4 separate regions of the Homo sapiens genome follow, and regions 2, 3 and 4 are each linked to region 1. A link is a contact called in ENCODE Hi-C or POLR2A ChIA-PET data. All regions are on one chromosome and are shown on one strand. Each heading gives the region's core, a stretch centred on a gene start or an enhancer-like site at or near the end of the contact. The rest is flanking DNA. Distances are from core to core; before and after follow the strand shown.

Region 1 (6,564 bases), core at 2,139-4,638:
CCCCTCCCCTCTCTCAGAGCCCGGGCCGATGACTCAGCACATTTAGACTTCCAAGCTTGGGGAAAGAAGAGACCAGCAGGGGCTCCTCAAGGGCTGAGGGTGGGTGAGTTGGTAGTGTGGGAAGGGACTGAGTTGGGGCTAGAGGCATGTCCCCGCCCACCCGGGGACATGAGTTTAAGCAGGCCACGCCCTATCTCTGAGCACTCCAGGCCGGCTGGAACACCTGAGGCTGAAACACTTGCATATGAATGGGTGTGCAGGTGGGCTGGGGGCAGGCAGGGGAGGTCTTGACAGAGATACTGGAATCCTAGCTTGGCCACCTACTTTCCTGTGTGACATGCTCTTTCTGGTCCCTAATTTTACCACCTAGAAAACGCAGGCTGGTGAAAGAATGGGTTGGGCTGGTACTGAGGGCCTCTGCCCATCAAGAGGGGAGAGGAGGGCTGAGGAATTGGGAGGGGAATCAGATAGACAAGTCATACATACCTTGAGCGAAGGGGTAAGGGTTGGCTTTTGAGCTCGTAGAAGCTGTCAGGATCAAGGACGTTTTCTAATTCTATGTCAGCAACAATCCCGGATTCCGGAAGCAAAGAGTTCAGGCTGAGGGGGAGGTGGAGTGGTGGTCAGTGATTGAATGAAGGACCTTATTCCCCAGCCCTCCCCTGAGACAGAGAAAGAGAGAGAGAGGGGGGGAGAACGAAGAGGAGGGTACAAGCCCCTCATATTTGGCCACCTTGCTGGGTACCACACCACCATGAATTCCCACCTCCTTCCCCCATCCCCCTTTCCCTTCCCCACTGTGTTACTCATAGTCCCTTAGGAGTCAGAATAATAAGAACGCCTGCATCCCAACCCCCACACTGTAACAACCTGGGTTTGAGGAAAACAGAATTTAGGAATAACAATTCACTTTATAGAAGGATTCCTGACTTCCTATTCAGAGTTCTCCCAGCCCCCATACCCCCTACTTTTTTTTTTTTTTTGAGACAGAGTATCGCTCTGTCACCAGGCTGGAGTACAGTGGTGCGATCTCAGCTCACTGCAAGCTCTGCCTCCTGGGTTCAAGTGATTCTCACGCCTCAGCCTCCCGAGTAGCTGGGATTACAGGCACACGCCACCACGTCCGGCTAATTTTTGTATTTTTAGTAGAGACGGGGTTTCACCGTATTAGCCAGGATGGTCTCGATCTCCTGACCTCAAGATCCGCTTGCCTCGGCCTCCCAAAGTGCTGGGATTACAGGTGTGAGCCACTGCGCCCGGCCAACCCCCTGCTATTTTCTTTACAGCTGAATGTGAGCCCAGGTATATGTGTGTACACACACACACACACAGAGCAAGTAGGGGCATCCCTCAGCATAACAGTCCCTTGTAACACAAACTGAATGCATCACAAAGAGAACTGGAAATAATTCACTTGACGTAAAGATCTACCATTTCACAAATGAGTTTCTCCCAGCCCCAGCCAGAGTTCATGGGATGCCAACACATGCCTAAATATAAAATAGAAATATCAAAGGCTCCCCTCGCTCCAACAGACTGGATTTACAAGAGGGAGAATTTGGGTGGTTGATCCACTTTATACAAGCATTCTTTTCTTACCGGAGGAGCCTGCCCAGCCTTCTCCTGTTTTTTTGGATAGATCAAAACACACACACACCCCCAACACTAACACCCACTGGCGCACAAAATAAGAAGCCATATACACCCATCCCTTTAACTATGTCCACTACTGCGATGATCTAGGTTGTTACAGAGGAATTAGAAGATGGTGAATCGATATACAGAAAGGCTCTGCTCAGCCCCAGAGAGCAAGGGACAGTTAACACACACGTGGATGAATATGCATCCTTCAATTTAGCTAAACATTTAGAATGCTGAGAGATTGCTGGTGACTTCACTTGACAAGAATCCTCTCCCCTCCCCAAGGATCTGTCTTCCTTCCTCTCCTCACCCTCAGATGGAGCCCTAAAACCACCCAGGAAGTTGGGAAGAGGAAGCTCGGGCGAGCCACTGAGCTCAGCACAATCCCAGGCACAAAGGAGGCAAAGACCCCCCCCCACCCAGGGCTCACACACCCATTGCACAGAAGTTGGAAGAGATGGGCACTGGGGTGAGCAGGGAGGGCTGGGGCTCCAAAGCCCATTGATGAAAGTAAGGATGAGAAGAGGCCAGAGGGGATCCACCCAGGCAGGGATGGTGCAATCTGTACTCGTTCCAGCTCTATGGACAGATTCAAGATTACCCCCAGGAGCTCGGAGATCGAAAAGAAGATAAAAAGAAAAGGGGTGTGGGGCTAGGGAGTGGGAAGGGCTGAGAGGCTAGAGCGAGTAGCAGCATGAACAAGAGCCTCCTCTGGGTTCCCAAACAAGGTCTGAGGCCTCTGAGCTAAGAGGTAACATCATCGCCCTCTGCCTGGCTGTCTATCTTCCATTCAGGCCCTTAACAGGTGTGGGAAGAGGGCTTTTCCACTATCCTTGGGATCTGCCCCAGCTGGGTAGGCGGGCAGAGGGGAAAGGATTATTCTGGTCAAGTCTTGCTGAATGTTGCTTCTCTTGTTCATTCACACGCACTCACAAGGCTGGTCCCAGGCAGCATATCTGAGATACCTCCAAATCCCTCCAGATTCATGTTATCCCCAAACACAGCAACCAGTCACTGAGAGGCACCAAGCTCCCAAGACAGCACTTCTGTCCCTCAGGACCCCTTCTCCCACACTGAGGGAAAAAAGATTCTAGGATTCCCTTAAAACCAGTGCCTCACCTGACAGTGTCCCCTCAAATTCATTCCCCTCATGTCCGACTGAAAATCCCCGAATTCAGCCTCTAATCAGAGACCCTGTCTACCAAGTTCAGCTATCTCAGACCAGTTTCTGGATACTCCAGAATAGGCCCCTCTAGACGCAGTCAAGGGCTCCCCAAACCTGACCCAGACCCCGCTTAATGCACTCCCACGACTCCTTTAATAAAGCCACAATCCAAGCAGGCCACTGCCGGATTCCTTAGGTGCCCCCCCAAGACGGGCGCCCCGACGTCCTCCAAGGCTAGGCCGAGGGCCTCCAATCCCAGTCCGGGGCCCCCACTGCCCCCGAGATCAGGCCCCTGGGAGCCCCAGTCGGCACTCCCAGCCCCAGGCGGCCCCGCACCTGAGCAGCTGAGCCGAGTCGGCCGGCCTGCGCTCCTCCAACAGCACGAACACGGCTCGAGGGCCCTCCGCGCTGGCCTCTACGCCATCCCGAGCTGGTTCGGCCGCATGAGACATGACGCCCGGCCCCGGGCGAGCCCTGCCAGGCCGGTCGGGCCTCGGCCCGGTCCCCCTAACAAAATAAGAGTCCCCCCTCCCCCCAGCTCGCCACCGCCGCCTCCTCCGCTAAGCCATGGAGCTAGCACTGCGCGGGCGGGCGGCGTCGGGGAGATGGGATGGGCTGTGAGTCATCCCCCGCCCAGAACGGACCGACGCCCCCCCTCAACCTAACCCCGGACGACCGCCCTCCTCCCCCTCGTCTTCTTCCCCCTCCTCCCTCCTCCCAGGGATGGGGAAACTCCACAGGAAGTGACCGCACTGGGGATGGATGGCCCGTCTGGCCACGACCCATTAGCGAGGCGGCCAATCGCTGAACGGCGATTCGAGGGCCCACCCTAAGCGACGCCTCCGACGCGGAGGAAAAACGCGATTCGGCCCGCCCTCATTCCGAGAAGCAGCACCCAGACCACGCCCTCAGGGGCAGCGACAAATAGGCGAGGGTTGATTTGGTTGAACCACGCCTCTATGTTTGCGTCGCTTTCGGAGCCACGCCCTCTCTTCTCAAATTATCCCTCTGCAAGGTAATATTAAGCCGCTCCTTGGGTCCTCTGCGCCTGCGCATCGATGGCCAGTCGGCGCACGGAGGGTCTCCTGGCCAAGCTTTTAGCTGCGGAACCGCGCCCTCTTTCGGCCAATATTTGTAATATCTGAGCCCTAGACCGCGCTCCAACCTCGATCTGGCTGTGCTCTCTCAGCCAAAGCCATAACTATGAGGCAGAGGCAGCTACATTCCCTGAAGGTGCGGGCCAGAAACCCCCCCCTTTCGCTGTCCGCAGTCCAGCCGCCCAGCTGGTCTTCCGGGAGTATTCCGCCTGTTCCATGCCATCGAGAGCGGTTGTACTATGTTCATTGCGCTGCGCAATATGTGCTTAATAAATTCTTGACGGGTGAATGAATCTGGTCCCTTCGGTGAATGACGACTTCTGGAATCACAAAGATCCAGGTTTGAATAGGGAAGGGGACCTCCCCTCTCCCAGCCTCAGCTTTCCTGGCCTGTTAAATGGGGGTCAAAATACCTGTCTGGCAGGGTTGTTCTGAGGATTAAAGATAATGTATGAAAAGTGCTAGCAGGTTGTTTGGCATACAAGAAGCTTCCCAAAATTAGTTGATTCACTCATTTGTTCACTTATTCAACATTCACTGAGCGCTTCTGTATGCCAGACGCATGCAAGCCGGCTCGCACAAGGCGGAGGGTCTCACTCATATATCCTCAGGTGCAAATAGCTCACAAAACACCCAGACCTACAGCCTTCCCTTCCTCTTTCCTGACATCCCAAGACCCCACCCTGAGTTGCGCCTCCAGGAATTTCACCGGGCTTTCATTTACCTTGGACCTTCCTGTATTGGCATCATTATTTCACAGGTCTGTCAGTTGCTTTCGTAAACTCATCCATACTCACACACAACCATCTCGTACAAGGGGGAAACCTCTACATAATAAAGATGACTTCTGGCCGGGCGCGGTGGCTCATGCCTGTAATCCCAGCACTTTGGGAGGCCGAGGCGGGTGGATCACCTGAGGTCAGGAGTTTGAGACCAGCCTGGCCAACACGGTGAAACCCCGTCTCTACTAAAAATACAAAAAATTAGCCGGGCGTGGTGGCGGGCGCCTGTAATCCCAACTACTCGGGAGGCTGAGGCAGGAGAATCCCTTGAACCGGGAAGCAGAGGTTGCAGTGAACCAAGATAGTGTCACTGCACTGCAGCCTGGGTGACAGAGTGAGACTCAGTCTCAAAAAAAAAAAAAAAAGAAAAAAGAATACATTACCAATTGTACCAATCAAAACTCTAAAACGGAACTTGTAGATCCAATGTTAAAATTCCTATGATGCCTTAAACATGTAAGAATGGGCCGGGCACGGTGGCTCACACCTGTAATCCAGCAGTTTGGGAGGCCAAGGTTGGTGGGTCGCTTGAGGCCAGAAGTTCGATACCAGCCTGGCCAACATGGCAAAACCTCGTCTCTACAAAAATACAAAAATTAGCCGGGCGTGGTGGTCTGCGCCTGGCCTGTAGTCCCAGCTACTCGGGAGGCTGAGGCAGGAGAATAGCTTGAACCCGACAGGCGGAGGTTGCAGTGAGCCGAGATCACGCCACTGCACTCCAGCCTGGGGCGACAGAGTGAGACTCTGTCTCAAAAACAAAAACAATGGCCCAGTGCGGTGGCTCACGCCTGTAATCCCAGCACTTTGAGAGGCCGAGGCAGGTGGATCACTTGAGGTCAGAAGTTCAAGACCAGCCTGGCCAACGTGGCAAAACCCTGTCTCTACTAAAAATACAAAAAAATTAGCCAGGCATGGTGGCGTGCGCCTGTAATCCCAGCTACTAGGGAGGCTGAGGCACAAGAATCGCTTGAACCCGGGAGGTGGAGGTTGCAGTGAGCCAAGATCGTGCCACTGCACTCCAGCTTGGGAGACAGAGCTAGACTCCGTCTCAAAAAAAACAAAAACAAACATGTAAGAATGGCTAATTTTACAAAAGAAGAAAGAGGAGGGTCTGGCGGGGTGGTTCCCACCTGTAATCCCAACACTTTGGGAGGCCAAGGTGGGAGAATTGCTTGAGCCCGGGAGTTTGAGACTAGTCTGGGAAACATAGGGAGACCCCGTCTGTACAAAAAAACTTTTAAAAAATTAGGCCGGGCATGGTGGCTCACGCCTGTAATCCCAGCACTTTGGGAGGCTGAGGCGGGAGGATCACAAAGTCAAGGGATTGAGGCCATCCTGGCCAACATGGTGAAACCCCGTCTCTACTAAAAATACAAAAATTAGCTGGGCATGGTGGCACGCGCCTGGCCTGTAGTCCCAGCTACTTGGGAGGCCGAGGCAGGAGAATCTCTTGAACCCAGGAGGCGGAGGTTGCAGTGAGCCGAGATTGCACCACTGCACTCCAGCCTGGGGACAAAGTGAGACTCTGTCTCAGAAAAAAAGAAAAAAAAAGAAAAGAAAAGAAAAGAAAAATTAGCCAGGTATGGTGGTGCACACCTGTGGTCCCAACTACTTGGGAGGCTGAGGCAGGAGGATCGCTTGAGCCTGGAAAGTTTGAAGTTGCAGTGAGCCGTGTTTGTACCACTACCCTCCAGCCTGGACGACAGAATGAGACTCTGTATCAATTAATCAATAAATAAAACTACATACTGTCTGATGAAAGATGCTACAAAGTTAAAAGACTTACAACAGACTGGCAACAAATATTTATAGCAGTAGAGCCACAGAGTAATTATCTTGTCACACATCCCAATCCTACAAACACCAGCTTCACACACGC
Region 2 (6,564 bases), core at 1,280-3,779, 410 kb before region 1:
GGGAGACGGAGGTTGCAGTGAGCCGAGATTGCACCACTGCACTCCAGCCTGGCAACAGAGCAAGACTCTGTCTCAAAAAAAAAAAACAAAAAAAGGAAAAGTTCTTATCATTTACAGCAACATCTTGAGAGATTCATGGGTAAAATGATGTAATATCTGGGTGTTGCTTCAAAATAATCCAGTGGGGATGTGGGTAGAGGACATAAAAGAAACAACATTGGCTGTGAATTGATAAATGTTGAACTAGGTGATGACTACATGGAGATTTATTGTATTGTTCTCTCTACTTTTTTATACGCTTGAAATTTTCCATAACAGAAAAATAATTTTATGGAGGCAAAAGCTGTAAACAGTGTTCTATGCCTATATTGAGAGTATGACTCATGACTTTTTTTTAAAAAAAGCCAGACCTGACCTTAAAAATTTCTTTTATTTTAATTTAATTAAAAAAAATTTTTTTAGAGACAGCGTCTCACTTTGTCGCCCAGACTGGAGTGCACTGGTGTGCTCATAGCTCATTGTGCAGCTTTGAACTCCTGGGCTCAAGCGATCCTTCCACCTTAGCTTCTTGAGTAGCTGAGACTACAGGCACGAACCACCACACCCAACTAATGTCTTTATATTTTATATTATTTTATTATAATTTTATTTTACTGTATTTTATTTATTTGTTTGTTTTGAGACAGGGTCTTTGCTCTGTCACCCACGCTGGAGTGCAGTGGCATGATCTCAGCTCACTGGAGCCTTGACTTCCTGGGCTCAAGTGATCCTCCCACCTCAGTCTCCCAAGTAGCTGGGACTACAGGCATGCACCACCACACCTGGCTAATTTTTAAAAAATTTTGGTAGCAATGGGACCTCAACATGTTGCCCAGGCTGGTCTCAAACTCCTGGACTCAAGCAATCCTCCCTCCTCAGCTTCCCAAAATGTTGGGATTAGAGGCATTGAACCACTGCACCTGGCCTATTTTATTTTTGAAAATAGAGACAGGTGGGGGGGGTGGGTGTCTCCCTATATTGCTCAGGCTGGTCCCGAACTCCTGGTCTCAAGTGATCCTTTTGGCTTCCCAAAGTGCTGGGATTACATGAGCCACCACTCCTGGCCACTGTGCTGGGTTTAATTGTGGAGAACTATAACTAAGCATTGTCTTTAAAAAACGAGTACATTGGCCGGGCGCGGTGGCTCACGCCTGTAATCTCAGCACTCTGGGAGGCGGAGGCGGGCGGATCACGAGGTCAGGAGATCGAGACCATCCTGGCTAACACGGTGAAACCCCCATCTCTACTAAAAATACAAAAAATTAGCCGGGCGTGGTGGCGGGCACCTGTAGTCCCAGCTACTCGGGAGGCTGAGGCAGGAGAATGGCGTGAACCCAGGAGGCGGAGCTTGCAGTGAGCCGAGATCGCACCACTGCACTCCAGCCTGGGCGACAGAGTGAGACTGCCTCAAAAAAAAAAAAAAAAAAAAAAGAGTACATTTTGGGCCGGTTGCAGTGGCTCACATCTACAATCCCAGTACTTTGGGAGGCCGAGGCAGGCGGATCACCTGAAGTCAGAAGTTGGAGACCAGCCTGGGCAACACGGCAAAACCCCGTCTCTACTAAAAAAACATAAAAACTAGCCAGGCATGTTGGCGGGCGTCTGTAATCCCAGCTACTCGGGAGGCTAAGGCAGGAAAATTCCTTGAACCTGGGAGGTGGAGGTTGCAGTGAGCCCGGATCACGCCACTGCACTCCAGCCTGGGAGACAGAGGGAGACTCCATCTCAAAAAAAAATTAAAATTAAATTAAAATAAAAAAAGAACATTTTGGCCTACAATTCCTGACAAAGATGGAATGTGGGCAAATGCATGATGACCTGGATTATTTCTGGGAGAATTGTAAAGAGTTTCTGTAGTCAGCAGAAATGCTTTGAATACTTTCCATATATTAGTTCATTAATCCCCCATGAAGTACAAGTAGGGGAAACTGAGGCACAGGGAAGTTGACTAATTTGCCCAGGGTCACAAAGTGAGTAAGTGGCAGAACCGCTATTTGAACCTAGCTGCGCTCATAGTGCTTTAATCTTCAATCAGCGAGGATCGTCAAGTTGGCTGCTGGATCTTTCTGGATCTTTTTTTCATTACCTCGCCTTTCATGTTGTTTGTCCACATAGCTTGAGGCTTTATCACAGATTGCTCTTGGGGGCAGTGTTACTCCAGAAATGCCGGAATGCTCCGCTATTCCTCACTCCACCCCTAAATATACAGCATCTCCTCCCGCCCTTAAGCTCTGAAAAAAATGCTGCGGAGCCAGAAAGGCTGCAGAAAGCCGGGTGTGACCACTGGCTCTGTAGCCAACCTGTTCCCTGCTGCTGCTGCTGCTGCTGCTGCTGCTGCTGCTGCAGTCGTTTGGTTTCCTCTTTGAATCTGAGATGATTCTGAGGTCTACACTGCAAACTCTTGGCATATATCATTTCTAGAATTCCATTCCTACTCGACCTAGGCTGTGAGTCTGCACTAGTTCGCGGCACGTTAGATCGCGCCCATTTCCCTTATTGGCAAGTTGTCAGGTTGAGGAAGCTCCAGGCCTGGAGGAGGGCATCTCCAGCCACCAGCCATGAAGCCCAGGGCCTCAGGCACCTTCTGGCCTCCGGGTGGCCTCCTCTATTCGCTGACCCAGACACTAGTCCAGTGGTTCCCAAAGTGGGGTTCCCTGGCAGGCAGCAGCTGCCTCGCTGGGAATCTATTAAAAATGCATACTCCCAGGCCCCACCCATGACCCACTGAATCAGAAGCTGTGGGCCTGGGGCCCAGCAGTTGGTGTTTTCAGAAGCCCTCCAGTGGACTCCAATGGTTCCTAGAGTTTCAAAAGCACACTGGGCTAGGCCAGGTGTGCCAAGAGAGAAGTAGCTTTTTGGCTCAAGTCCTCACAGGAATGGTCAGAGGGTCCCCATCAGTCTATCAGTGTGCACCATACAACGCTCACAGAGGGACACACGTGTGCCCGTGTGCATGCGTCCCTGTATGGACTCCAGTTGGAGGGGGAGGGACAGTTTTGCCTTGTGGTTTTGTCACTCGCCATTGGAAAATAGCCCTTTCCCCTACTACTAAATAGCTTCCCATTGTTTTCTAGTCCCTTTACTTCCATTTCAGAGAGTGTTTTCTCTTCTGTGTTTTTTTGTTTGTTTGTTTTTTGAGACGGAGTCTCACTCTCTCACCCAGGCTGGAGTGCAGTGGCGCGATCCTGGCCCATTGCAACCTCCGCCTCCGGGATTCAAGCAATTCTCCTGCCTCAGCCTGCTAAGTAGCTGGGATTACAAGTGCCTGCTACCACACTCACCTAATTTTGTATTTTTAATAGAGATAGGGGTTTTGCCATGTTGGCCAGGTTGGTCTCGAACTCCTGACCTCAGATGATCCACCTGCCTCGACCTCCCAAGTGCTGGGATTACAGGCATGAGCCACCATGCTGGGTCCCTCTTCTCTTTGGAAAAGTCATCCACGTTGGTTGCAAGTTTTTCAGAAAAGAGGGAACTACATTATAGAAATAAATGGCAAACAGACACCCAACACCCAAGGAATAATTTCTCATCTCTGTCCTTTCAATGTGTATATTTCTAAATGTCCGTGTTTATATTTACATAAATTAAAAAAAACGGTTTACTTGTACGTGTCATTTTGTTTTTATCTTAAATTTTTGTGTTTTTAATTTTGGTGATATATCATTTTGGTTGTACTTTTTCACTTCTGTACATACTGTTACATAACATGCAGTTTTCCAGTAACACTAACTTGTGAATGCATATTTTACAATTTTATTTATATTTATTTATTTATTTACTTTTGAGACAGTCTCACTCTGTCTCCCAGGCTGGAGTGCAGTGGCTTGATCTCGGCTCCCTGCAACCTCCACCTCCCAGGTTCAAGCAATTCTCCTGCCTTAGCTTCCCGGGTAGCTGGGATTACAGACCCGCCACCGCGCCTGGCTAATTTTTGTTTTTTTAAGTAGAGACGGGGTTTTACCATGTTGGCCAGGCTGGTCTCAAACTCCTGATCTCAGGTGATCTGCCTGCCTAGGCCTCCCAAAGTGCTGGGATTACAGGCGTGAGCCACCGCGCCCGGCCCCCCCTTTTTTTTTTTTTGAGACTGAGTTTCCATCTTGTTGCCCAGGCTGGAGTACAATGATGCGATCTCAGCTCACCACAACCTCCGCGTCCCGGGTTCCAACGATTCTCCTGCCTCAGCCTCCCCAGTAGCTGGGATTACAGGCATGCACCACCACACCCGGCTAATTTTGTATTTTCGGTAGAGACGGGGTTTCTCCATGTTGGTCAGGCTGATCTCAAACTCCCAACCTCAGGTGATCCGCTCACCTCCACCTCCCAAATTGCTGGGATTACAGGCATGAGCCACCGTGCCTGGCAGGATAGAAGCCATTTTAACTGGGGTGAGATGGTATCTCATTGTAGTTTTGATTTGCATTTCTCTGATGATCAGTGACATTGAGCACCTTTTCCTATGCCTGCTTGTCATTTGTAGGTCTTCTTTTGAGAAATGTCTATTGAGATCTTTTGCCCACTTTTTGATCAGATTATTAGATTTTTTCCTCTAGGGTTGTTTGAGCTCTTTATATATTCTGGTTATTAGTCCCTTGTCAGATGGGTAGTTTGCGAATATTTTCTCCCATTCTTTGGGTTGTCTCTTCACTTTGTGGATTGTTTCCTTTGCTGTGCAGAAGTTTTTTAACTTGATGTGATCCCATTTGTCCATTTTTGCTTTGGTTGCCTGTGTTTGCCAAATTCATTTTACAAGGCCAGCATTACCCTAATGCCAAAGTCAGACACTACAAGAACACTACAGCCAATATCCCTGATGAACATAAATGCAAAAAGCCTGCACGAAATACTAACAAACAAAATCCAACAGCACATTAAAAGGATCATACATCATGACCAAATGGGATTAATCCCTAAGATGCAAGGATGGGTCAACATACATAAATTAATAAATGTGATATACCACATTAACAGAATGAAGGATAACAATCATCTCAAAAGATTCAGAAAGAGTATTTCACAAAAATTCAATGCCACTTCATGATAAAAACTCTAAACTAGGTATAGATGGAATTTACCTAAGCATAATAAAGGCCATATATGCCTGGCTAATTTTTGTATTTTTAATAGAGACGGGGATTCACCACGTTGGCCAGGCTGGTCTTGATCTCCTGACCTCAAATGATCCTCACCTCGGCCTCCCAAAGTGTTGGGATTACAGGCGTGAGCCACCGCACCCTGCCACAATTTTCTTCTAAGATAAAAAAGTTTACATAAGGGTTCTCTGGGATGGAAACAAAAGTTGGACAGAGCCAGGATTATTTTAATAAAATACAATTAATAGGAGTTGTGATAAATGAAATGATGCCCCACAAAAGTGCCCATGTCTTAACCCCCACGTTCTAGGAATATATTATGGTATATGACAAAGAATAGAGGCTGTAGATAAAATCAAGGATGATAATCAGATGACTCTAAAACAAAGAGATTAATTTGAATTATGAGATTGGTGTCTACAGCCATACCACCCTGAATGCACCTGATCTTATCTGAATTATAAGTGTGAGCCTAGGGTAATCACAAAAGTTCTTAAATGGGAATGAGAGGCTAAGAAAATTAATGCTGTGATATGAGAGTCAGATTTTTTTTTAATTTTTTTTTAAATTATGTTGGGCTGGGCACAGTGGCTCACGCCTATAATCCCAGAACTTTGGGAGGCCAAGGCGGGCGGATCACCTGAGGTCAGGAGTTCGAGACAAGCCTGGCCAACATGGTGAAACCCCATCTCTACTAAAAATATAAAAATTAGCCAGGCATGGTGGCAGGTGCCTGTAATCCCAGATTCTTGGGAGGCTGAGGTAAGGGAATTGCTTGAACCTATGAGGCAGAGGTTACAGTGAGCCGAGATCACACCATTGCACTCCAGCCTGGGGGACAAGAGTAAAACTCCGTCACAAAAAAAAAAAAAAAAAAAGTATGTATACACGGCCAGGCACGGTGGCTCACGCCTGTAATCCCAGCACTTTGGGAGGCCAAGGTGGGTGGTTCACTTGAGGTCAAGAGTTGGAGACCAGCCTAGCCAACACGGTGAAACCTTGTCTCTACTAAAAATACAAAAATTAGCCAGGCATGGTGGTGCACACCTTTAGTCCCAGCTACTAGGGAGGTTGAGGTAAGAGAATTGCTTGAATCCGGGAGGTGGAGGTTGCAGTGAGCCGAGATCATGCCACTGCACTCCAGCCTGGGCGACAGAGAGACTCCATCTCAAAAAAAGAAAAAAAAAATATATATATATACACACACACACACACACAATTATTCTTAGAATATATATATATATATATATATACATATATATATATATATATACTAGGTATATAGTGTAAAAATAATGCTGACTGTACTTTTGAAAATTTATGTAATAGAATTAATCAAGAATTTTATGAGATAAAAAAGTGATGATTTTGAACATACAATAAATAACATTTATGAGGTAAAGTCTATTTTTTTTTTTTGAGACAGAGTCTT
Region 3 (6,564 bases), core at 1,551-4,050, 330 kb before region 1:
GCAAACAAAAATAACCAGAGGAATACATCAATGGAAAGGTTAAAATGTGATAATATTCTAGCTGGACCTTCCCTGCTCTTAAAGGCTTTGAACCCAAAATCTGCCTCCAGCATTCAAAATGAAAAGTTTGTGTGTGCTGGGGAAACTTTTTCTGCAAATATTTATTGAGCACCTATATGGTGCCAGGGTATAAAGTGGAGAATGAAGACCACATTTCAGATATACTTACTCATTTTCATCATCTCTCAATCTGAAAGGGAGCCAGTGCTCTTTGTTTTTGCTCAGGGACCTCACGTGCCGTGACAGATACCCAAATATTTCAAAGACCTCATACAGAGGTGGCAGGATCCCAAAAAGCCCAGAGACCTCATACACAGGGTAACCAGGACATACACAGGGCATCTAGGGTATAAGGCCTTATAGACCATATACCCTGAATATTGACCCCAAACTTCTCAGAAACCTCATACCCTGGGATACACACCTACATATATCTCAGAGCTCTCATAATTGGACACACCGCAAGTAACACAGGCTTCACTGAAAACTATGGGCTACAGACCCTTAAACAGCTCTTAGACCTCACATACTGCCTCATATACTGGGATTCAGACCTTAAACACATCAGAGACCTTTCCTTTGATGACAGAGATGCACAACCATCTCAAAGACCTTACAACTTGAGATGTCACTACCCAAACTATTTGGAGGCTCCACACCCTGATCATTGACTTCCAAACCGCTCAGAGACTTAGTATCCTGGGACAGACCCCCAAACAACTGAGCTGGCACACCCTGGACACAGACTGCCCAAACACCCGAGATACCTCGCCCTTTGAAAACAGATCCTTAAATGGTTCTGAAAACTCATACCTTGTATAGGGACCCACAGATTGCTCAGAGACACCCTAGAAAACAGACAAGTAAACATCCCAGAGACCTTACACGTGAATATAGTGCCACAAACAACTTAGACTCAAGTCTTTGAAGCAGACCCCAAGAGCTTAGAGATCTCACAGCCTGGAAACAGACCCTGCTCACAGGACTCATACCTGGGAAACAAATCTGTTTACAGCTCAAACATGACCTCACGCCTTCTGACACAGACCCCTCAACAGTTCAAAGCCAAGGCAGCCTAGTAATCAATATATTTCTATTCTATTGATAACAGACAATACCAAACACTTCAGAGACCTCACACTTTGTAACCCCACACCCAAAGAGCTCAGAGACGTGGAAATCTGATTACAGACCTCCGGGAAACTCAGAGACTTCACAATCAGGGATAAAGATCCACCAATTTCTCAGAGAACTCACAAACTGGGACAAAAATGGACCAACAGTTCAGAGACCTCACAACCTCTTCTCAGACCACCAGACAGCCCAGAGACCTCGCACCACGGACACAATGCTAGAGAGCCCTAAAATCACTTATGCTGGAACACAGGCCCGAAAACTACTCAGAGGCTCACACCCTGGACACAGATTCCTGTTCAGAGATGTCATATACTGGACATAGAGTTCCCCAAAATAGCTCACAGCCTTTATACACCGAGACAGATCCCCAAACAGCTCAGAGGCCCCACAGACCTGAAAGTGTGGACATAAACCCTCTATAGAGCTTAAAGACTTCACACCCTATGACAAAAACCCTGAGGAACTGAGATCACACCCCCTGGACACGGACCCCAAACAGCTTAGAAACCTCATATCCTAGGCTCAGACCCCCAAACAGTTCGGAGTCTTCCCACTCTAAACGCAGACCTCTAAATGCTTAAGGAATATCACATCCTGGACTCAGTCCTCAAAACCATTCATGGAACTTGCCCTTTGTCCTTATCCGGAAAGATTTCAGATGGCTGATAGTCATGGACACAGATCACCAAACAGCTTTGAAACCTTTGTGCAAAGTTGGCCACAAACAGTAGAGACACTTCATAACTGGAACACAGACCCAAAACGGCTTAGGACCTCACATTGTGGACACAGGCTCCCAAATGACTCAGAGAACTTCTAACCTGGGAGACAGACATGAAAACAGTTCAGAGATATCACATCCTGGCTAAGTATGCCCGCACAGCTCAAGCACCTCATATTATGGGACACAAACCCTCAAAGAGTTAACCTCACAACCTGAAAAGTAAACCCACAAACATGCCAAAGACCTCACACAGCAGACAGACAATGCAAAAATGCTCAGAGTTGACAAACTTTACACCCTAGGATACAGACCCCTTAACAGCCGAGTGACCCAGTGACATACAACCCGGGCATAGACCCCCAAATACTAGAGAGACGTCAGAAACTGATAACAGAACCCCAAACTGCTCAGAGACCCCAAACCCTAGAACCAGACCCCTAATAAGTCACAGACCTCATACCCTGGGACTGAGACTCCCTCAACAGGAACTGTCTCACTCTTGGAAACATAACAGTTGAGGGACCTCAACACCAAGGAATACAGAGATCAGAGATCTGACACTTTGGGACACAGAGGGTGAAGCACTCCAGAGGCTTGAAACAGTAAAAAGACATTATTAGTACAAAGACATCAGACTCTGGAAACAGATCCTGAAACTGCTCAGGAAAATCAACCCTAGGACAAAACCCACGGCATCACAGATAACTCATTTGTTGGGACATTGGCTCAAAACAGTTTGGCGGTGATACTCAAATACATCAGAGTTCTCATACAAGGGTACAAACACCTCACACCTGAAAAGAGAGACTGCTAAATAGTTCAGAGACATCATACTCTGCACAGGAACCACCAGAGAGTTAAGAAATTTCACACCTATAGACCTTCAAACAACTCAGAAAACTCACTCACTGGCGCACACACACCCATTACAAGCTCAGAGACCTTAACCCTGGAACAAACCCCTAATGAGTCAGATATATCAAACCCCGGGACTGAGCCCTCTGAAAAGGAACAGAGACTTCACGCCTGAAAATATATCCCAAACAGGTCAAGGGACTTTGAAACCAAAAGAGCTCAGGGACCACGTATCCTAGGACACCAGTGGACAAACAGCTCAGAGACCTCACAAGGTAAACACAGTCCGCAAAACAGCCCAGTGAACTCACCCCCCTGGAATGTAGACCAGAAAAAGCGCAGAACCCTCGCATTCAGGATTCAGAATCCTTCTGAGACTTAGGGTATAGACCCCAAAATATATTTCAGAGAATTAATATGCTGGATGCAGAGTATCAACTAATTCAGAGGCCTCAAATTGTGGGACGTACACACCCAAAGAGATCAGAGAACTCACATCCTGGACATACACCAACAAACAGACCAGGGACCTCAACCCTGTGACATGTGCGCGCGCGCGCGCACACACACACACACACACACACACAGCTCAGAAAATCCAAATTCTAGGAAACACACACCCAAAAAGAACGGGGACCTCACATCCTGTGACATACTCACAGAAAGATCAAAAACCACACAAGCTGAGATATACACCCACAAATATTTCAGAGAACTAACATCTGGGGCCTTATACCCACAAACAGATCACAGAACTCAGTCCCTGAGACATATACACATAAAAATACCAGACACTTCACATGCCAGGACATATACCCATGAATAGATCAGAGCACTCACACCTTGGGAAATAAACCAAAGACTACATCAGGGACCTCACATATTACTTGAGGCACACACTCACAAAGAGACCAGAGACTCAATTCCTGGGACATAAACCCAAACACCTCAGAGATCTCGCATGCTGGGACAAAGAAAGAAAGACAGGTCAGAACCTCACAACCTGGGACACAGAGCCACAAACAGATCAGAGATTACACACTGTTGACAAACATACAGGAACAGATCAGAACCCTCACATCCTGAGACATACAACCACAAGGAGATCAGAGAGCTCACATCTTGACATACACCCATAACCAAACTAGACTTGACATTCTGGTACGCTGACCCTCAAAGAGATCAGAGAATTCATACCCTTGGACTTACACCCACAAATAAGTAATAGACCTTGCAGGCTAGAAATACACATAGAGCCTGTCATCCTGGAACATAAACCCAAAAAGAGGCCAGAGAATTTACGTCTTGGGACACACACCCACAGTCACAATAGAGACTTCACATCCTAAAATATAAACCCACAAAGGATCAGAGATCATAAACCAAGGGATATACACCCACAAAGGGAACAGATACTGTCCACTGTGGGATATACATTGAGAAAGACCAGAGAAATGCACATCCTAGGAAATACACTAAAAAATCCTGGGAAATAAATCCACAGACAGTAATGAAACACTGGGATATACAAACCCACAAACAGATCAGAGACCACACACCCTGGGACACATATCCACAGACAGTATGAGATTTCACGTCCTGGAACAAACAGCAAGAAACAAATCAGAGACATTAAACACTTGGCAATACATGTGAAGAGATCAGAGATAACATAGCCTGGGACACTGACAAAATGTTCACAGACCTCGCATGCTAGGAAATTTGCCCAGAAAAAGATCAGAAACCTCACATCCTATGACACACAACCTCAAATAGATCACAGACATAAAATCCTGCAAAACACACCCACAAACCATTCACAAATCTTGCATCCTGGAACATACAATGACAAACAAATCAGAGACCTCACATCTAGGGGAGGTCACACCCATAAAGAGAATACAGATAACAGACCCCGACACACACGCATACCCAGAAACATACAGATAACTATCTTACGAATATAGCTGCAAACAGATCAGAGGGCTCACATCATGGGATATACACTGACAAAAGGATTAGAGACCTTACAACGTGGACATGCACCCACACAGATCAGAGACCTCCACTCCAGCAACGTACATGGACAAATGGCTCAGAGCTCTCACATCCTGGAGCATACAAAAACAATCAGAGACTTCAAATCCTGCAGTATACAACCATAATCCAGTCACACTTCATGTGCTGAAAAACACACCCAGAAACAGATGGTAGACATGACATCTTACAGCATAACTCCCAAGAGATCAGATGATTCAACAGTTTTGGCTTCAAATTTCTCTCTGACCTCTGCTTCTGTCATCGCATCACCTTCTGTGACTCTACTTCTGTTGTCACATGGTCCTCTCTGATGTGACACACACAGTCTTCTCAGACCCTGAAGGTCCTACCTTCCTCATATAAAGACTCTTGTGATGACAGTGGGCCCACCTGGATTGTCCAGGATAACTGCCCCCATCTCAGGATGCTTACCTAATATGTATTTGCAAAGCCCCCTTTCCAGATAAGACAACATATTAACAAGCTCCAGGAATGAGGTGAGGACATATTTGGGGATCTATTATCTGACGAAACAGAACATACATGCACAAAGAGAACCCTCACATCCCGGGACTTTCACCCATGAACTGCTCACAGATCTCACAGCTGGAGTCATAGACCTCCAAAGGGATCGGAGAACTCCCACTCCTGGACATCAATCCAAAAAGATCAGAGAGCCACACACTCTGGGGCATACGCCAAATGATGCTCATAGTCCTCACACCCTGGGGATTAAACCCACAAAGACATAAGAGAACCACACTCTGCCAAGTACATTCTCAAAGAGAACCGGAACCTGACACGCTGGGATATACACTAGCGAAGAGATCAGGGACCCCACATTCTGGGACAAACACCCTCGAACATACCAGATCTCTGACTCTGAGACACAGACACAAAGAACACAAAAAAACACATTCATTGACAGACACCCACAGACAGGTCAGGAACCTCACAAACTGGACATAAAACCACAAAAAGAATGGGACTCACACCCTCTATAAACACCCTGAGGAGATGACACACTCACATACGATGACACACACGAACAAATGGATCAGAGACCTATCTGAGAACCTATCTGAGAAACACAACCAGAAACCATACCAGAGACCTCTAATACCACGACATGAAACACCAGGTCACAGGCCTCATATGCAGAAAATACTCCTGAAGAAGTACAGAGACCTGCTGTCTTTGGTATAGACCCAAGAGGAGATCACAGGTCTCCCACAGAGTGCTCCAAAACCACATTGTGGATACATGTACCACAACAAAACCTGACTTCTACTATAAATACCAGCACACAAACCAGAAACTTTATATGCATATCATAAGTACCCACAAATATTGGCAAAACAGCTCAGAAAATTCATGCCAGGGATATATACCCACAAACAGATCAAAGACCTCATATCCTAGGCTAAGCATTCAGAATCAGATCAGAGAACTCACTTCCTGAGAGAACCCTCTCAAAGAGGTGAGAGGCTGGGCGCGGTAGCTCACGCCTATAATCCCAGCACTTTGGGAGGCCAAGGTGGGCGGATCACCTGAGGTCAGGAGTTCGAGACCAGCCTGGTCAACATGGCAAAACCTCATCTCTACTAAAAATACAAAAATTATCCAGGCATAGTAGCACGGGCCTGTGGTCCCAGCTACTTGGGAGGCTGAGGCAGGAGAATTGCTTGAACCTGGGCGGCAGCAGTTGCAGTGAGCCAAGATCGCACCACTGCACTCCAGCCTGGGCA
Region 4 (6,564 bases), core at 2,859-5,358, 310 kb before region 1:
TATGGGGGCCGGGCCTGCTTCTGGGTGTCAGAGGCTGCTCCCTTCTTCCCTCCCTTTTTCTCTCATGCTAAACGTCTCTTATGGGTGAAATTATGTCCCCTCAAAATTCCTACGTTGAAGTCCTAAACCCCAGTACCTCAGAATGTGACCTTATTTGGAAATAGGGTTGTTGCAGATGTAATTAGTTAAGTTAGAGATCATGCTGGAGTAGAGTGGGCCCCTAATCCTGCGCCACTGGTGTCTTTATAAAAAGCGGAAATTTGGACACAAGACACACAGGGAGAATGCAAGGTAAAGATGAAAGCAGAGATGGGGTGATGCAGCAGACACCAGGGAACAGCAAAGATTGCCAGCAGGCATGAGAAGCTAGGAAAGATGCAGGGCACACATTCCCCTCATAGGCCCCAAAGGAACCAACCCTGCCAACATCTTGATCTCACACTTCCAGCCTCCAGAATTGTGAGACAATACATTTCTGCTATTTAAGTTACCCAGATTGTGGTACTTTGTCATGACAGCAGCCCTAGTAAACAAATACAATAGACCCTACAATGCACAGAACAGCCCTCCATAACAAAGAATTTTCTGGTCCAAAATGTCAACAGTCCCAAGGCTGAGGAACCCTGCCCTGGATACAGAACCGAAAAGTTTTTATTGACCTCATTATCTCTGATAGAAGACAATAAAAACCAGCTGACAGTATACACATCTTTGAACATAGTCCTTCAAAGTGCTCAGAAACCTCACACCTTGAACATGGAAGCCCATACAGCCCAGAGAAGACAAGCCTAAAGAGACTACTAACAGGTCAAAGACATCATACTCTGGGACAAAGACTACCAAGATGACGAAAGACCTAGCATCTAAAAACATATACCAAATGTTCAGAGACATCACATCATGAGACACAAAACCCAAGAGAGCTCTGGGTCCAAAGAGCTCAGATATTTCACACCCTGGACACAAACCGGTGAACAACAGCTCATAAATAACCGTGTCATTCATTTCCTGATTTTAAAAATTGTACTAAGATTATATAAGTAAGCATTAGGAGAAAAAGAGTATATAAGAACTCTCTGCACTATTTTTATAATTTTTTTAAGTCTAAAATGCTTTTAAAATTTAAAAAATGTTAAAGGCTGGACGCAGTGGCTCACATCTGTAATCCCAGCACTTTCAGAGGCTGAGGTGGGTAGATCGCTTGAGCTCAGAAGTTGGAGACCGGCCTGGGCAATATGGTGAAACCCCTTCTCTACAAAAATACAAAAATTAGCCAAGGGTGGTGGTACACACCTGTATTCCCAGCTACTTGGGAGGCTGAGGTGGGAGGATTGCTTGAGCCCAGGAGGTCGATGCTGCAGTGAGCCATGATCACGCCAGTACACTCCAGCCTGGGTGACAAAGCAAGACCCTGTGTCCAAAAAATAAAATAAAATAAAAATTTTAACAAAAATGATCACAGGACGTAAAAGGGAATTTAGAAAACTTAAATAAGGCCAAGTGCAGTGGCTCATGCCTGTAATCCCAGCACTTTGGGAGGGTAAGACAGGAGTCCAGGAGTTCGTGACCAGCCTGGGCAACATGGTGAGACGTGGTCTTTACAAAAAATAAAAAAATTAGTGGAGTGTGGTGGCACATGCCTGTGGTCTCAGCTACTCAAGATCAGGAGGCTGAGGTGGGAGGACTGCTTGAGCCCAGGAGGTCGAGGCTGCAGTGAGCCATGTGCATGCCACTGTACTCAGCCTGGGCAACATAGTGAGACCCTGTCTCAAAACAAAACAAAACAAAACTTAGATACATCTTGCCAACAAGCACAGAAAACAATGTTAAGCCCTTCTAGCAGTCACAGAAATGCCAATAAAAGAAAAATGAAAATCAATTTTAAGAAAAAAAAAAAAAGGCTGAGTGTGGTGGCTCACATCTGTAATCCCAACACTTTGAGAGGCTGAGTCAGGAGTATCATTTGAGCCCAGGAGTTTGAGACCAGCCTAGGAAACAGAGGGAGACCCTGTCTCCACACGCAAAAAAAATTATTTTGGGACAGGGTCTTGCTCTGTTGCCCAGGCTGGAGTGCTGTGGTGAGATCACAGTTCACTGCAGCCTTGACCTCCTGAGTAGCTGGGGACAACAGACACGTGTCACCATACCCGGCTAATTTTTTTTTTTTTGTAGAGATAGGGTTTCACCATGTTGGCCAGGCTGGTCTCGAACTCCTGGGCTCAAGGGATCCACCCACTTTGGCCTCCCAAAGTGCTGGGATTACAGGTGTGAGCCACCGTGCCCAGCCTACAAGAAAAAAAAAAAATAGCCGGGCCAAGTGTGGTGGTACGCACCTGTGGTCCCAGCTACTCAGGAGGCTAAGGTGGGAGGATTGTTTGAGCCAGAGGTCGAGGCTGAAGTGAGCCATGATTGCACCACTGCACTCCAGCCTGGGCAACAGAGAGAGACCCTGCCCCTAAAAACATACAAAAAGGCCTGGGCAACATAGTAAAATCCCACCTCCACAAAAAATAAAGAAAGTTAGCCGGGTGTGGTGGCACGTGTCTGTAGTCCCAGCTACTCAGGAGGCTGAGGTGAGAGAATCACCTGAGATTGGCAAGTTGAGGCTGCAGTGAGCCGAGATCACACCACTGCACTCCAGCCTGGGTGACAGAGCAAGATCCTGTCTCAAAAATAAATAAATAAAAGTAAAGACACACAAAAAAAGAAAAGAAAAAAAAACTCTGCACATCCGGGGACAAAGATCCATAAACAGCTTAGAAACCTTGGGACATTCTGGACCAACGTAAACAGAAAAACAGAAAAGAAAAACAAAAAAAAACAAAAAAAAAAGAAAGAAAAAAGAAACCAACCCTGGGACAGAGACCCACAAAGATCTCAAACACCTAAACCTCTGAGACACAGATTTTCAAACAGCAAAGAGACTTCACAGTCTTTTTATAAGTCATACCCTGAACTGAGATTCCAAAACAAATCAGACTTCACATCCTGCACACAGTCCTCCAAACTGCAGAGTGTAATAACTACCCTATGATGAGCTGACTTGACTTGAGAATCACTTTCTTCCTACTACCTACCTACCTCACCAGCCAAACACCTCCCCTGTCTGATGTTTAAAATCCCATCATTTAAAAGCGTACTCTTTTAAGTCTTGCCCCCACCTTCCAAAATTCTCCTTGTAGTTGCCACAAGCTCTTCAGCATCCCAGAGCGTGAAACCATGCATCTCTCTTTTAATCACTTATAGCCCACCCCATCACACTCCTAGTCAGGCCTGGTCCTGAGGGAAGCCTCCAAATCACCCTCTTCTGGGAGATGGGGGCTGGCCTGGAGGAGGATCATGAGATCACCTTGAATCTTATCTGCTGGACTCAGACCTACAGGTAGCCTGAAAGACAAATGCCAGGGACCCTGAAGAATTTTTCTTAGTGCTGTTGTGAACGGTGAGTGGGTCCTGAAATCAATATAATGGGATGCAATAGGCATTGCTTAAAAAAAGAAAGAATAGGTAAAAGAAAATGGAAAAGATTACCCGACACACTCTGTGCCAGCCCTTGAGTACAAGCCAATAATGCCAGCTTCTTTTACAGGTGCACAAGTTGAACTTCCCAGACGGGATTCGAACCTACGATCTCCAGTAGCCAAAGCCCTGCCTCGGCAACCCTGAACGCCAACCCAGGAGCCAAAGCGCTTGCGCCGAAACAGCAGCCAATAGGAACGCGGAGCCGAAGGACCCGGCCTGTAGCCTCTTAGTGATTCCGGAAAACCTCGGTACCCTGGAAGAGCTTAGGTAGGCAGTCTCGCGGTGACCAATCAGAGCTCAGGGCAAGACTTTGTCCCGCCCTACGCAACTCGTCCAGGAAGCAATCGCCGCTCCGCGGCCTTCCTCCTCACCCCACCCCCGGAGTTGATTCGCATCTGTATAGCCAACCCGGCGGGAACGGATATATTAATAAAAGCTTGGTGGCGGCGGCTTCCAGACAGGTGGACGCTTTAGGCCGAAGATCGGGTCCGCCCGGCGCGGGGGTCGGTCCAGGCAGAGCCATTCTCTCCTCGGTCTAGGGTGGAGGCCGATCCACTCGCGGGATGAGGAGACCTTTCGTGTCTCCACTAGTACAATGGTATCTTCCGAAATACACGACCCCTCCCCTGTGGTACCTCCCATGACCGTAGTGGTATGGTCCTGGAGCTGCACAGTCTAGTCGTTAACCCTTCATTCCCACCGCTCACGCTCCCCTTGTGTGTGCGACAAGGACTCTTTCATGTCAGTGTCAAGTGAATCAATCTTCAGTTCACCGCAAAAGAACTAAATGGACTCTTTCATGCCTTCCTCCTGCCCACGTTCCAGCCCTGTCTCCCCCAACCGACGTCCCCCAGAGCACTGTCCCTGCCCCATACCCTGATGATTCGTTTGAGAGCAAAGGCCCAAGCGTCCAAACCCTTGCTGCAGAGCCACCGCCCATTAATGGGCATTCATTCCCGAGGCCACTGATGGAAGTCTGCCTTTGTGTGGCAGCATTTATCAAAATAAAAAGCAGACACCCCTCCTTACTGGAATGTCACCACCACGAAGGTAGGGAGGGATATGTGTATTTCTAGACCCCCCAAAGTCTCTGCCTGAAACTGCCCTGCACACAGTAGGTGCTCAAAAGGGGATTTGTTGAATAAATGACTCCTTTGGCGTGGCAGTTTCACTTTTAAGTATGTGTTCTAAGGAAATAATCATACATACGTGCACAGTCCTGTGTGCACAAGAATGGAAGGAGCAAACAACTAAGGGAGAAAACGGCAAATGCTTAAAGGCGATTATACCATAGAGTACCAGCTGGCTGTGAAACAGAATGAGACCTCATTACTGGAAACACCCAGATAGCTCAGGGAGTTCACATCATTGCACACAGAGCACAAAAGAGCTCAGAGATCTCACACCGTGGGATACAGAGTCCAAAACAGTTCAGGGAACTCACACTGAACACAGACCACAAAACAAAATTAGAGAACTCAATAATGGAACATATCTTAATAGATTCCCAGTCATTTCATAGGTCTCATCCTCGTCACAAAATCCTACAAACATTTCAGAGACCTCACCCTGGGACACAAAGGCCGAAACACCTCAGGGACGTTGCACGCTGGGAAAACAAATCCCAAACACCTTACATACCTCATATCCTGGACGCAGACTCCAAAACAGCTCGGAGACCTCACCACCTGGGATATAGATTAAATCTGGACAGAGACCACATACTCTTTTTGCAGGGTCTCACTCTGTCACCCAGGCTGGGGTGCAGTGGCGTGATCACAGCTCACCGCAACCTCCGCCTCCCCAGCTCAAGCAATCCTCCCACCTCAACCTCCCCAGTAGCTGGGACTACTGAAGCAGGCCACCACACCCGACTAATTTTTGTATTTTTTTCTAGAGACGGGGTTTCACCATGTTGCCCAGGCTGGTCTCGAATCCTAGGCTCAAGCAATCCACTGGCCTGGGCCTTCCAATGTACTGGGATTACAGGCGTGAGCCACCATGCCCACCATGAGACCACATAACTCCACGTAGACCACAAAACAATTCAGAGGCCTGGACACAAACAAAATGAAGGTGACCCACCTGTACTGCCTGGAGAGACCACCTAAAGGACATGCTGTTAATGGAGGCAAAGCAAGTGGGAAAAAATGCTCAAAGAATGGCCTCATAACCTGAGAACCAGCCCTGAAAAGTGTTCTGAGATCTTATACACAAACAGCTCAGAAATCACAGAAAATATATTCTTTTACCATAGTGGAATTAAACTAGAAATCAATAACAGAAATGTATCTGAAAAATCCAAAAATACTTGTAAATTAAACAAAACACTTTTTTTTCTGTTTTTGAGACAGAGTTTTTGCTCTGTTGCCCAGGCTGGAGTGCAGTGGCATGATCTCGGCTCACTGCAACCTCCGCCTCCTGGGTTCAAGCAATTCTCCTGCCTCAGCGTCCCCAGTAGCTGGGATTACAGGCGCCTGCCACCACGTCTGCCTAGTTTTTGTATTTTTAGTAGAGGCAAGGTTTCACCATGTTGGCCAGGCTGGTCTCAAACTCTTGACCTCAGGTGATCCACCTGCCTCAGCCTCCCAAAGTGCTAGGATTACAGGCATGAGCCACCCCACCCAGCCACAAAACACTTTAACCCATGAGCCAAAGAGAAAATCCAAAGGGAAATTAAAGATCTATTGTGAATTGAAAAAAATGAGAAAATACAACAAATCAAAATCTATGGGATACAGCTAGAGTAGTGATCAGAAGAAAATTGATGGCATTAAAATGCTTACATGAGAAAAGAAAGGTCTCAAATCAATTATCTGAATTTCCAATTTAGAAAAGTCTAAAAATTACACCTGAAGGAATAAAATAATAAAGATAAGGGCGGCCAGGCTGGGCGCTGTGGTGCACACCTGTAATCCCAGCACTTTGGGAGGCCAATGTGGGCGAATCACCAGAGGTCAGACATTGGAGACCAGCCTGGCCAACACGGTGAAAACCCGTCTCTACTAAAAATACAAAAAACTGACACCTATAATCTCAGCT

What was found. A loop is a pair of places that touch in the nucleus more often than their neighbours do. ChIA-PET counts read pairs that join two places held with the same protein, here RNA polymerase II (POLR2A). Pooled maps may share reads with other maps.
Region 2: a loop to region 1 is called in a map of K562, with 8 times the contacts of the local background. The contact joins the enhancer-like site here to the promoter of TFE3 in region 1. A Hi-C loop is called at or near these places in 6 of 168 maps with a recorded cell type or tissue (B cell, CD4-positive, alpha-beta memory T cell, CD8-positive, alpha-beta T cell and 3 more), 7 of 37 single-sample maps with no recorded cell type and 13 of 50 pooled maps. POLR2A ChIA-PET finds 5 or more read pairs at or near these places in 4 of 52 experiments (HEK293T, Panc1, activated CD4-positive, alpha-beta memory T cell and 1 more).
Region 3: a pooled map shows a loop between it and region 1 (4-fold over the local background). The contact joins the enhancer-like site here to the promoter of TFE3 in region 1. A Hi-C loop is called at or near these places in 5 of 50 pooled maps. POLR2A ChIA-PET finds 5 or more read pairs at or near these places in 2 of 52 experiments (Panc1 and activated CD4-positive, alpha-beta T cell).
Region 4: a map of CD8-positive, alpha-beta T cell shows a loop between it and region 1 (12-fold over the local background). The contact joins the enhancer-like site here to the promoter of TFE3 in region 1. A Hi-C loop is called at or near these places in 3 of 168 maps with a recorded cell type or tissue (B cell, CD8-positive, alpha-beta T cell and naive thymus-derived CD4-positive, alpha-beta T cell), 6 of 37 single-sample maps with no recorded cell type and 14 of 50 pooled maps. POLR2A ChIA-PET finds 5 or more read pairs at or near these places in 5 of 52 experiments (HEK293T, K562, activated B cell and 1 more).

The regions. Positions count from the first base shown.
Region 1 is chrX:49,039,969-49,046,532 of GRCh38, forward strand. TFE3 (transcription factor binding to IGHM enhancer 3) reads right to left here and starts at 3,389. Exons shown (of 10, transcript NM_006521.6): 1 at 3,143-3,389; 2 at 487-600. The coding sequence starts at 3,258. RefSeq lists enhancers at 1-170, 2,715-3,578 and a silencer at 3,120-3,359.
Region 2 is chrX:48,629,327-48,635,890 of GRCh38, forward strand. The region is part of intron 1 of LOC107985695 (a long non-coding RNA gene); the gene reads left to right. Among named protein-coding and RNA genes, the nearest start is that of WDR13, 35 kb to the left of the region's middle. RefSeq lists an enhancer at 2,502-2,571. Within about 2 kb of position 2,530, at least 2 of the 41 ENCODE cell types and tissues checked have a DNase peak (open chromatin) inside an H3K27ac peak, as active enhancers do; they include CD8-positive, alpha-beta T cell, where a contact is called at or near this core.
Region 3 is chrX:48,710,236-48,716,799 of GRCh38, forward strand. No RefSeq gene overlaps it. Among named protein-coding and RNA genes, the nearest start is that of SUV39H1, 17 kb to the left of the region's middle. RefSeq lists an enhancer at 2,843-3,137. Within about 2 kb of position 2,801, at least 4 of the 41 ENCODE cell types and tissues checked have a DNase peak (open chromatin) inside an H3K27ac peak, as active enhancers do.
Region 4 is chrX:48,733,508-48,740,071 of GRCh38, forward strand. No RefSeq gene overlaps it. Among named protein-coding and RNA genes, the nearest start is that of GLOD5, 25 kb to the right of the region's middle. RefSeq lists enhancers at 3,595-3,724, 3,915-4,174, 4,225-4,274. Within about 2 kb of position 4,109, at least 26 of the 41 ENCODE cell types and tissues checked have a DNase peak (open chromatin) inside an H3K27ac peak, as active enhancers do; they include CD8-positive, alpha-beta T cell, where a contact is called at or near this core.